Linked DNA regions of Mus musculus: region 2 is linked to region 1. Evidence: chromatin loops called from intact Hi-C (ENCODE). Cell type or tissue: heart. All regions are shown on one strand. Links, peaks and the distances in the headings refer to the core of each region. The heading gives the core; the rest is flanking DNA.

Region 1 (6,486 bases), core at 1,580-4,079:
CGCAGTAAAGAACGTCAACCCTAGGCAGAGCTGCCATCATCAACTTTCAATCCCTGTCGTTATCTAGATAGCAGGGAGAACTGTGTCCTTTCTACACACAGACACCCGGCCAGAAGAAACTCTGCACACCGAATTCCCACCTCACCACAGACACACAGATGAGCACGGAAGGGTTGGCTTCTGCTCCTTAGAGCTGAACTCCTCTGCCAACCCTTTAACACATGATGTTTTTAGCACTAAGATCAGATGAGCCTTTCAACATTTAGGCAGAGCCCAGGGCATCTACTTGGGGTACTCTTAAGATTCCACTTGTTTCAGAGTCTCTCAAGTAAAATCCTGGCTATAGATTGGGACCTGGAAATGCGCAGTTGGCAGACTCCATCCGACAACACACCAACAGATGCTCTTGAAAACAGATCTGCACCCAACGGCTTCATTAAGGGAGGAATGTGATATAGTGGAGATGCAAACAGAATACAATTATAAAGGGTTCAAAGGGGCTGGAGCGGTGCTTTGTGGGTAAGAGAGTGTAAGGGCTGAGAGACAGTTCATGGTCAAGGATGCTTGCTGCTGTGCTCAGGGAATCTGGTTTTCAGCACTCACATCAGGAGGCTCCCATCTGCCTGCAACTCCAGACCCAGCATATCTGATGCCCTCTTCTGACCTCCCAAGGCATTCCATGTGTATGTGCACATACACATGCACACGCACATCTCTCTGGTGGGGGTGTAAATCTTCAAAAAGGCCAAAATCAAATTTAATTTTAATTTTTCAAAAAGCATGCAAGACAACACCAAAAAGTGCAAGTTTCCATTGCACACACTTGTCCCAAACACTGATGATCTACCCAACCTTTATAAATTTCAATTTTATTTTACTTAATGACTATGGGCGTTTTGCCTCCATATGTCTGTCATATCACATGCACACAGTGTCCGCAGAGGCCAGAGATGGCATTGGGTGCCCTGGAGCTAGACCATGTGGGTATAGGACCGCCCCAGGTCCTCTGCACAAGCAGCCAGCAACCTTGACCACGAGCCATCTCTCAGTCCTTGGATAAACCTTTGTAAAAAGAAACTGAGAAGCAAGGAAGTAGCTTGCTCTTTAGACTACATTTTTCAAATATCTCCTTTATATCTTTGCCATAGGCCAACTTCCTTCTGCTATATTTGGTTAAAAGAATGAAGGGTTTAGGGCCAAGAATGTTCCTTAAAATTGTCTACTTGAAGACTTTCAAAGGTGAGACTGCTAAAACCTAGAGGAGAAACTACCCAGGAAGGACAGTAAATCAACTTCAGGGCCAAAATTAGACTCAATGAACTCTGTTCGAGTACTCTACATCATAAAACACACTCAGTCAGACAGGTTAAAAAAAATCTTTACTATCTTTGGTGGGTTGAGGCTTTGTACCTGGATTCATGGTGTAGACAAAGGCTCTCTCATTTGGGCCCCACCTCCTCCCTGCTCTGGGGTACAAACTGGGTCTGTGGCTTTCAGAGTGTTGGTTTTTTTGTTTGTTTGTTTGTTTGTTTGTTTGTTTTAACAAGCTATGATAGGTACTTTTGGCCCAAACTCACAATGTCTAAAGGACAGAACTAACATAAGGAAGGCTCAGAGAGAACATTTGATGAGGCAGAAGCTTGCCAGAGCTCAGCACCCAGAGCTGAGCTGGTGCAAGCACAGAAGTAGGAGATGGCAGAGACTAAGTGTGCATCTTATAGCAGGACAAGGATGGCTCCTAGCTGTTTCATATCCTATCCTGCTATTAGAGTTGGGCTCTCTTTTAGGACAAACTGTGGGTTGCTTATTGAAACTCCTAGTTCCAAATGCTGCCTGCCTTCTCCCCACAGAAAGACACTGGCTTGATTTCTTTCTCTCTCTCTTTCTCTCTCTCTCTCTCTCTCTCTCTCTCTCTCTCTCTCTCTCTCTCTCACACACACACACACACACACACACACACACACACACCATCCTGGATACATGACAAGTGATTTTGAAATGCTCAAAGAAGCAGTATCTAATGAATGGTCTCCACATTAGTTAGTAGCTGAGGAGGGCCCAGCCTGAGGGGCAGCATCAGGTCCCCTCCCTGGACCTCACCCCAGGGCTGCCTTCATAAATCTGATCTCCAACTGTAACTGCTTTGGCTTGGTTCCCTGGGTGTAGATTTTCTTGATTCAAACTCATTCTGCAGCACGCCAAGTTCTTGGGAGAGTTTCTTCCACTTGCCAGGCGCTGACTGGGAGTTACAAAGTCAACTCTCTGGCTTTCCAGATTTTTTTTTTCTTCCCAACGGAAGAAATCAAGAAGCTGAGGGCAGAGAGGCTCTGCTCCCTCCAATCAGCACCGGCCTCTGGGTCGCCAGGCCTAAGTCAGGAGTAAGAAACTCCATGGCTGGACTTGCAGCTTCCAGCACAGTGACAGCCCCACGCTCCCCAGAGACCCGCAGGGTGAGGGGCACGTTCTCAGACGGGCTACTCCAGAGCCCGTGTAGCGCCCCCCACCCCGCCCGCTCCCCGCTTCAACTCACTGAATAAAGACAATACCAAAGTCCGGTCCACACCACCTTAGGCTAACTGCGCCCAGCACGCACAGGGCTTCGCTCACCTCACCGAAACTCCAGTGCCCAATGCACACCCAAAGCGGGGGCCAGGACTGAATGGGCAAAGCCTGGGTCGACAAGCCATGGGACACAGGACCAGGATCCCATGCGCGCGTGTCCACGCTGTCACCTTCACTGACACACGAAATCGTACCAATACAGGGACAGAAACAGCCTTTCCACCCGCCAAGCCTCCCCACACACTTAAGTCCACGTAGTTACCTCCGGAGCCATCCACACCACATAGGGAAACAGGAAGGCTCCCTCACACAAGGGTCCCCCAACCCCCGGTCCCTCTTGGTGACAATCAACTAGCTACACCCAAGAAGGAGGGCCGGAAAAGAGCCCACTCGTGGGGTGGCCAGGACCTGGAGGTGCAGAGCCCTCTGTGCCACCCGGCGGCGAGACAATGCCAGGGCGCACAGACTCCTGAGTGCTCGGGTCCATCCAGGCCAGCCCTCTCGGTGTTCCTGTCCCTCTAGAGGAGAAGGCAGCTGCCACCAACCGGGCAGCACACTCTCCGACCCATTTCAGCCGACTGCCAAGCCGGGAACCCCAGTTCAGCCTTAGCGATCGTCCTGCAAGTCCAAATATGCGGTCTGTCCTTTAGGTCTCGGATGACCGGATCTTCGAACAGTTCTTGGAAAACCATCCCAGCCCGCTGACCCTGCCCAGCCCTGTCTGGGGACCCTGAAGGGCCTCGGGGACCCTACCTGGCCCTGGGGACTCTGACCTCCAGGGATCCAACTTAGCCCTGGAGACCCCGTCCACCCCTGTATAGGGACCATGCCCTGTCCGGAGACGCTGCCCTGTCAGGAGTCCCTGGTCAGTCCTGTCTAACACCCTGAAGGGCCTCGATGACCCTACCCGGCCCTGGAGATCCTGCCCAGCCTTGTCTGGGGACCCTGCCCGGCCCAGGGCATCCAGCTTGGGGACCTTGCCCGAGGACATCGTGGGACACCTGGCCCCGCTACGGGTTCAAAGTCGCCGCCGCCTCACCTCAGGATTCAGTGGCTCGTGAGCACTGGACGGCCGAGAGGAGCGCAGCCCGCGGAGCGCCCGCTGCCTCAACAATGGAGCCCGGGGCGGGGCCCTGCGCAGCTCAGCGATCTCTCAGTCGGGACCTGGAGCCCAGACACCGCCGGTGCGAGCTGTGGCCGGAGGATTCTGCGCAGGCGCGACAGGCCCCGCCTGCCTCCATAGCCCCGCCCCCTGAACAGCAAGAACCCGCCCTCTAGCCAATGGTTAGGGAGTTGGGCGGAGGGGGCGGGGCCAGGAGGAACAAAGAGAGGCTGGGCGGGGCCGTGGGTCCGAGCCGGCACCCGGGACTCTGCGCTGATCTGATTTCGCTTCGGGCTCAGCGCCCACGTGGACTAAGCTCAGTGGTACTCGGTGCTCACCCCAAAGCTAGAATTGGTTCTAAAGGAAAACTGATGGTTCTTGCCATCCGAATTGCGATCCTCATAGCCTTGTCCGTCTTCTGGTCGAAGGGTGTTGGTATCATTAAGGGTGGAAAGAAAGAGAAAACTCCCTTTAGGTGCTGTGCCAAGCAGATCCATTTCGCTGTCCTACTTCAGGATCCAATTATTAATCTCATCCCTTTCCTGCTCAGAGCCTTGTTTTTGTTTTTTGTTTTTCCATTCCCCCACCAGGCATGACTCCTATCTACCTACTACCATTTCCATTTATCCATATCTCAATTATCTTTAAAATTCGCCCAAGCCTTAGAGGACTGTTCTGGAATGTATCTCTACAACATTCGTGGATTTCCCTCTATTTCACAACCTGTCCCTCTTCTCCAAGACTTCCCTTCTGCCTCTGACGAGAGCCTTTGTGATCATGGCTGGAGACAGCATGCTTCTCTTGGGATGGATACCCTCATCAGAAGCCCTATCCACATACATGATCACTGCAGGATCCAATCCAGTCAGCAGTGATCACCAGACCTCAGTTGGACTCCCCCCAAATTACAAATAGCTTACTTCCAGAGACAGGCCAGCCTGCCGCTCCTCAGTGAGTCCTGGAGTCCATGCAGAGCCTCAATCCTCCTGTCTGACTCCCCAAGCCAACAGATGATCTGCTTGCCCAGGCACTGGGGCCTCTTGGTACAGCCCCTTATTCGAGAAGAGCTATTCTTGGGAATGGGTTTGATTGGTGTGGTTAGTGTTAATTGTTAACTTGTTGTGAAGGATTACCTCATCGCTGAGCATGCATGTACAAAGTAGTTACCTAGATTTGGTTGAGGTGGGAAGACTAACACTGAAGGTGGGTAGCACTTGTCACTGGGCTCAAGTCCTGGTCTGTTTTAAAAGGAGCCATCTAGTTGAGTTCAGGTATTAATTGGCCTCAGCTTCTTGAAGGTGAGTGTGGTAGGACCAGCAGCCTTCAGCTCCTGACACTGTGACTTCCTTACAGTCAAGGACTGGACCACAGCTGGAGAGCCGTGGGCCAACAGAAACCGTTCTTTCCTAACTTGCTTTTGTCCAGGTATTATCAGGACAACAGAAAAGCGAGACATTCTGGGACACCGTCCTGCTGTACGAGCTGTGCTGGGACACAGAGGCAGGATGGTGGGCTGCTTTGCTCAAAAATGAGAGCAGCTGTGCTTGGGGAAGGCCAGAGAAGGAGACAAATAAAGGGAGCCAAGGAAGATGGGAGGGGAAGGCAGGTGGCGTGAGGATGGGAGAGATGGCTATTATGGCCCGGAACATTCTAAGAACAGAAATGTCTAAAGGCCAGTCACTCCAACCTGTGTTACCCTCTCATGCTGTCATCCTGAGTGTCCTCCAGTGGCCTCAGGCCCGTTTCATATGAGCAGACAGGGTCCAGGGAGGGTTGGGGGTAACTGGTTCTGGTTGGAGTTGAAAGGGGTTGGCCATAAAGGAGTCCTCCAGGGCATCATTCACTATTTTATCCGAAGCTCAAGCAATTCAGTCCAAGTTTTCAAATTGGCTTTTTCAAAGATGACAGACCCTGTTGGCATCTGCATAGATTTCTGGCCAGTTCACTCCACAGCAATAAAATGTGGATGTGGACAGTGCCCCAGGCTCCAAACATAATTGTAGATATTTTCTTCTAAAATGAATCATAACTCATGAAAAATACCTTTAGTTATTTATTTTTGAGCCGTCTGCAGACTCTGGGTCTGTGCTACACTGATGGGGGAGGACATTAATCTCTTTCCTGGCTCTGAGGTGAGGTCACCTCCTCCTTCATACTCAGGCTTCCTCCTTGAGAACCTGAGCAAGGGACCAGAAGACCTCTGAGGCTCGTCCGTCGCATGCGCCTCGGCTTCTCTGAGGACCAGGATTTCAGTTCGGCTCCCTCTCCTTCCTCTGCCTCTCACCCTTTCGGCCAAGGTTGACCTGCATCGGTGGGTGAGCTGAGCTTCTGGATAGACACACAAATGCAGGTGCTAACTGGTAGTTTGCTTGTGGCTGTTCCCCCCAACACCCACCCCAAACGATAGCCACACCACATGTATCAGTCCGTGTTTGGTGACTTGGACACTTGTAGGAAAGGTAGAGAGGAGGAGAGTGTCAGAAGCGGAGGGCAGGGCCTAGAGCTCCACAACCCCAGCTTGAGTCCCATGAACTCCCCCAAGCTGTAATGCTATTAGATCAGCTGCCTGATGTGTGTGCATGTGTGTGTGTGTGTGCATGTGCGTGTGTGCATGTGTGTGCATGTGCGTGTGTGCATGTGCATGTGCGTGTATGTGCATGTGTGTGCATTGTGTGCATGTGTGTGCATGTGTGTGCGTGCATGTGTGTGTGCATGTGCGTGTATGTGCATGTGTGTGCATTGTGTGCATGTGTGTGCATGTGTGTGCGTGCATGTGTGTGTGCATGTGCGTGTGTGCATGTGCGTGTATGTGCATGTGTGTG
Region 2 (6,486 bases), core at 2,690-5,189, 53 kb before region 1:
CAAAGGGGAAGAAGGGCAACAGCACAAAGTGAGAAGGTCTCACATCTAAATATTGTTTCTGGAAATGGAGGAGGGATCAAAGCAATACTAAGAACAATAACAACTACAACCACAGGGCAGACGGACAGCTTCCGGGGACAGACAGTTGCCTGCAGCTGGAAGTCAGGTGAGTGAAATTCTAGCAATGAGTGCTCAGTATCAAAAATAAACAAGGACTGGAGAGAGAGCTCTATTGTTCAAGGCTAAAACTCACAACCAAAGCTTCAAAACAAACAACAACAATGAAAGGATGTCTCAGTAGGTAAAGGCATTTACTACCAAGTCTGACAAGTTAGGTTTAATCCCAGAGGCCTACACCATGGGTGGGGGAATAGAGAGCCAGTTTTCACAAGGTGTCTGCTGACCTCCACATGCCAGTCATGTCATGTGTGCGTGCATGTCTGTGTATGCATGTGTGTATGGGGGCAGGGCAAAATTAACATGTAACTCAATTATTAAAAAAAGATAAAACTCCTAGATTCATTGATCTGTCTGGGTTTTAGACAACTTATCAATTAAATGAGTCTGGAAGTGTGTCTCAGAGTCATGTCAGATGTCCTACCTTCAACCACTGCTCAGCCTGTTCCTTGCTCTGAACAGCTAGAACCAGAGGGTCTGTGCCTTGCTGGGTGATTTTCAGCTCGTGTTTCTTCTTCTTGCTGTCTCTCGGGATGTATGTGATACTGCAGCCCTGCAGCGGCAGCTCCATCTGAGGCTGCTGGTCCTTGGAACTTTTATAGCACTGCGGGGAACACAACAGACCAATTAATGCCTTGAGGAAGTGCGACCAGAAACAATGATGAAACCCAGCATAACCAAACCTCTAGTGCTAGCCAGGCTTTGGGGGGGGGTGGCTCAGCAGCCAGCGAACAGGTGTGACACCGTCTGCTGCCTACCCACACTCCTTCCACATCTGCCACACACAGGTGTATGCTAAGTCGGCTGAGGCATATGGAATGTCTAAGACTCGACTGAGCAGGCACTGATCTGTCCTGTGTTCTATTGGAGCACAGTTCATGTGAATATAACATACATGAAAGGGTTACTAGATCTGTTGCAACTGCATAGAGCTACTGTGGGCAGACTAGGTAATGATAACGACACTTGGTGCTGGAGAAATGGCTCAGCACTTAAAAGTGCGCACTGCCCTTGTAGCGAGCCTAAGCCCTGTCCCCAGCACCCACAGCAGTTGGCTCACAACCACCTGGAATGCTAGTACTGTCTGGAGATCCTGGGAGGCAAGCCCAGGCCACCTCCAAACAGGAGTCCCCCAAGGCTGCTGCAAAGAGCCTGAGGAAGGAAGACCAGGCAGGACTCAGTTCAAGCGAAATTCATAGAGAGCCCAGGGCCCTGGAGCTGGAAGCCCGCTGGCTCTGCCCCTTGACTCCCTCAGCACTAGGTACAGGCAGACCCCAGGAAGAAAGGTGACTTGGCCTCAGAGTCCATCCAGTGGAGAGGCTCTTCCAGTGATACCCACCAGCTAGGAGACAGATACTTCAGTGAGTGGGCAGAGTGTCTGGGGGTGACTGGGTAGGTCTGGAATTGCCTGGGCATGGAAATAAAAGGTCTAGAGATGGAGTCAATAGAGTAGGTAGCGTGACACCCACAGGGGGAGGCCAGGCAAGGTGTTCCAGGAAAGAAAAGTATGCTTTCTCTCATCTGAGTAGTTGATCATGGGTTAATTATGAAGGAAGATAATGCATACACACATATACATAAAAATACATACATACATACATATACATACATACACACACACATACATACATACACACACATACATACATACATACACACAGCACAACAACAAACAAACAAACAAAACAACAATTACTACTACTACTACTTTAAGCCAAATGTGTGTAGTACTTGCTCATAATCTCATCATTCAGGAGATGGAAGAGAAAGGATTCAGAGCTCAAGACTAGCCTGGGCTACATAGTGAATTTGAGGCTAACCTGAGCTATCTAGCAAGATTCTGTCATAACAAAGCCAAAATCAAATAAAAGGCCAAGTTTCACCTTGCATTTTGTCTTACATGATGTTTTCCCTCATTTTCCATTTATTCCTTCAACAATTTAAAGGTAGGCTCTATGAAAGCTATGAAAGCTCTCACCATCATAGAGCAGGGAGAGGGCTCTCACTGCAGAGAAAAGCAAGAGAGGAGGAAGAGGACCAACGGGTGTGGGGCCAGGAACCTGGGCCCCAAACTGCTGACTCTGCATCAGCCCTCCCGCTGTCTGCACTGGAAATAAAACGGCTCTTTCTCATGAGTGTGGAGTACATTTTAAATCACTGCATATAGCATATCACCATCTTGCAGCGATTGCATCAGATTATAAAGAAGGGCTATGTTAATATTTTTCATGCTTTAAAATCCCCAATGGCATCATTTTTGGCATATTCTATATTTGGAAGAAATTCAGGCCACACATGTGGAAAAAATATGCACTTCGTTTAAAAAGGCTGAACAAAAAAAAAAAGAAGAAGAAGAAGAAGAAGAAGAAGAAGAAGAAGAAGAAGAAGAAGAAGAAGAAGAAGAAGAAGAAGAAGAAGCACATCCAGTGATCTAAGAGCCAATGCGAGCAAGACTCCCATAATTCACTGGGGGCCATGGTCTCTCTTACAGTGTTATCTGCTCCATCACGTGGGGAAAGGAGAAACCCAGATTTTCTCCTTTAAGGACTCACTTTTGAGCAATTGCTTCCTGAGGTTAATTTGAAAGACAAAAGGCAAAAAGCAGACAGTAAAACTCCTGACCCAGTGACCAGCCTTGGTTTTTACCGGAAGTGGCCTTGGGAGCTGGGGGGACTGGGGGCAGGAATGCCGCCTCCAAGGCTCCTCTCCTTGGAACCCCCAAGGGGACAGCACCTGTAGCCAGAGTCCTGAATCTTCTACGCCCTGCTTCTGGATGTACTCCACCTTCCTGTTTTGCCTCCAAAACAAAACAAAACAAAACAAAAAAACCCACCCTTCTTTTTGGAAAGCTTTTGACTTTCCAAAAGAATGTCCTTTCCCTCTGCCCTCCCCTAGGCGCCTCCACAGGCTCCGGCCTCTGCTGTGACCTGGCTGGGAGGAATTTACTGACTCGCTACAAATGAGAAAGTCTATCTTGCAGTTTCTGGCAAGTCTCAACACTGCTCATTTCCACTGACACAAGCCACAGGCCCCGCGGGGTGGAAGGACTTGGGTGTGGGGGAACCATGAGCCCTCCCTGAAGAGGTGCCAGCGGGCTGGGCTGAGCTGGGCTGGGCCGTCGCTTGCCTCCCCTGTGGTAGCGTCTGCATGTACCAGTTGTGGTCCTGTACTTCGGACTGCCAATGGCGGCACAGCCCCACTGGGCTCCTCACCAGCAGCTTGGTGTCTTTGATGACGCAGAGCAGCTTGGTCCACTGGCCAAAGCGTTTCTTGCGCAGCAGGAAGGCACAGATCTTGGCGTCTTTCACCAGGTCCATAGAGGCCTCCTCTGACGGCCACTGATGCCGAGTTTTCTTCCCCTTCCCGTCCTCTTCCTCTTCATCATATGACTCATAGGAACTGCTCATGGCATCAGAGTCATAATCTGTGGAGGAGAAAAGGGTAGAGGTGAGAGGCCGACCCTCCAGCTCACCTCACCTGGCCTTATTTCCAGCCACCGTAGGCTTCAGTGAGAAAGGGCTTCCGCCCTGGCACTGGGGATAAAACTTGCACAAGTCAGGCACTGAGAACACATCAAAATGCTTCAAATGCAACGACTAAAACATTGAGATTCATTTTTTTTTAAATCTCTAGATTCGTTCACATCAACAGGATGATGTCACCCCAATGGCAGCATTAACTGTGCCCTGCCTTGGGTGGTCACTCGGGAACCATGTCCGTGAAGAGTCCTCTGCTCCTCTTTATCTGGCCTTGATTAAATCCACCCCCACCCCAGTCTTCTTGTTGACACTACCACCCACAGACCCTTCAGTACACTTGGGATCCACCAGAGGCCACCTCTTCCCACTGGCTTGCCTTGGATCTGGGCAGGACTGGTCCCATCTCTCTAACAGAACAAATCTCACTCAAGGACACCCCAGTTCTTACACTTTCTCCACACATAGCCTGCTCCCTCTTCCTCTGGGCTCTCTGTACACACCCGAGCTGCCCCATCTCCCTCCTCTCTCCTGGGATAATGTGTGTTCATGTCTAGCATTAAGCTATGGCTCCCTCTGGCCAGTACCATGGGCTCAAGATTCCCTGAGACTCTCATGCTGAGTGAGGTCTTTAGGCTAACATGACTGCATCTGATGGAGCTTTTGGATTACGATTCAGATGAAATCTGTTACCAATACGACCATAAGGTAGAGTCCTAATCCAATGGGAGTGGTGAGAGAAAGGGACAAGAGGAAAGAGGGGGGAAGAAGGGAGGGGGTGAGGACATGTCCAGAAGGCACACCTCTAAGACAGGCCATCTGTAAGATAAAGCACTGGTACGATAACTCTAGCATGGCCCAAGAATTTCAGCATTCCAGCCTCTGAGCTGAGAGTGATTTGAGGCAGCAGCCTGAGCAGGCCAACAGCACACTGTGTCATAGGCCCTTGTGACACACTGTACACACTCCAACAGACTCCTCACTGTGTGCACAGGTCAGCTCTTTACGCCAAGCTGGGAACCCTGGGAAGAGAGCATCCTGTTGTATGTGGTAGCTCTCCCAGCCAGCACCTAGCAAAGCTCCTATTGCAGGAACATGGCCAGTGCACTGTCAGGGAAGGATCCTTCAGAGGGACAATGGCACATTCAGGCCTGGGGTGGCTGGGAAGAGAAGTAACAGACAGAGCACTTGAGGCAGTGGTAACCTGAGAGTGTGAGAGCTGCCAGTCTGAAGTGCTGAGGATGCAGACAGGAGGTTGCAGTAGAATAACTTGTCAGTCAGGCCAGGCTCCTGCCATCTTCAGATCAGCAGCCTCTCTTTCTCCTCTCCCCTCCTACACACCAGCACGTGGCTATCCCAGTGTCTGCATCTGCCTAACACCCCCTCTTTACATGGCAGCCTCAAAGGAACTTTTCAACCTTCATTTTCATGAAGGAATTAAGTCACACATGGTTCCAGGGCCCCAAAGCCTATGGCTGTGTGGATACCATACAGCAAGGCAAAGACAGAAGGCAGGCTCTGACTGGAGGGGCAGATGGGGGGAGCATACCATCAGAGAGGCTCATGCTGTCAAACAGGGACCTAAGAGCCAGAAATGCCAGACCCTGGGAGAAGGAGATTGTCACCTGGCCCCTGGAGAAGATGCTGGCAGCCCGCCACAGGTCTAAGAAAAGTGCTATAAGCCAATGCACTCTGGGAAACCAGCTTCCAGAGCATGTGGACACTCGGTGTTGGCAATGGTATGGAAGCCGGTGAGCATCACAGGGGAGTGGATAGCACTGTTAGCCCGTGCTCTACTCTGCCCTAGCAGCCTGTCACAAAGACTGACACTTACAACGCTTTAAACAACTATTTTGCGGAGGCACGTGTGTCGTGGTACATGCGTGGAGGTTAGAGGACAGCTTGGGGGGTTGATTCGCTCTTTCCACTATGTGGGTCCTGGTGAACCAATTCAGATCATCAGACTGGAGAACAAGTGTCCTACAGTGACACTTTTTCCACGACACTCTTTTTAATGAGAAAGTACTTGACAATGAGAGGAGTTTCAGAGCTGAGCACAGAAACACAGGATTCCACAGCTTGACGTGACATCCTGCTGAGAGGTGAAAGGGCCTGACACTCAGGGGACAGAATAGCATCAGTAATGAATCTGAATCCCAGGGGCAGTAAGAGGAGGTCCTGGGCATCAGTGTGCATCTCAGTTTAAAAGAAGGATTTCTGAGGTCGGCACCGGGAGCTGGTGGATCATGACTTCAGCAGAAACTGTTCAGTGAAGCCTGCCCTCTTCACAGAAGAGAAGCCTGCACCCAACAGGCATTTCTGCAGAAACCTCAACCTGCAGGACTGTGCTCTGTAGAGGCCAGGAGGGGACAGGGTAGAGCGTGCACCAATGAACTACAGAACAGTTTCTCTCCCGACCTCAGAGAATCACATCATTTACCCACACCTGGCTCTGTGGCTCCAGGTACCTCTGAACCCGACTCAACAGAAGCTGGAAGAAAGGACTCTGGGGGTCTCAGCCTTTCCCCAGACCCCTCCTGTATTAAATGCCTTCCTTAGATCCCAGACACATTGCTCCTACATTTCTGTGGTGATGTTTAGCCCTGCCTCCTCCACACCAGTGCCTTGGCTCACCACCATTCCTGAGAATGAAGGAACCACCCTGATGTGGGCAGCTGCCACTCACTTGAGGTGATGTACTCTGGAGCTTTCCCAGGGCTCAGCGGCACGGCTTCCTCATAGTAACCCTCTGGGAGAGAGGACGTTGGTAAAGGCGGAGGCCCGCTGTCAGGAGGCTGAAGGCGAAAGGAAAACCGTGCTAGATTAGAGTGGC

The links. Peaks named below come from ENCODE experiments on the same cell type or tissue, not always from the same donor. Only the 100,000 strongest peaks of a DNase experiment are listed, where the experiment ranks them.
Region 2: it touches region 1 in a loop (3.0-fold over the local background); 8 of 42 quality-filtered maps call a loop at or near these places.

What each region holds. Positions count from the first base shown.
Region 1 is chr5:35,890,656-35,897,141 of GRCm38, reverse strand. Afap1 (actin filament associated protein 1) reads right to left here and starts at 3,823. Exons shown (of 17, transcript NM_027373.2): 1 at 3,602-3,823. In heart, for the core only: a CTCF peak has its summit at 3,031; DNase peaks (open chromatin) are centred at 2,441, 2,691, 3,021 and 3,781; H3K4me3 peaks cover 2,500 bases; H3K27ac peaks cover 2,308 bases.
Region 2 is chr5:35,945,150-35,951,635 of GRCm38, reverse strand. Afap1 (actin filament associated protein 1) reads right to left here. Exons shown (of 17, transcript NM_027373.2): 4 at 6,340-6,448; 5 at 3,390-3,601; 6 at 602-781. Among named protein-coding and RNA genes, the nearest start is that of Afap1, 55 kb to the right of the region's middle. In heart, for the core only: a CTCF peak has its summit at 4,003; a DNase peak (open chromatin) is centred at 3,285; H3K27ac peaks cover 1,730 bases.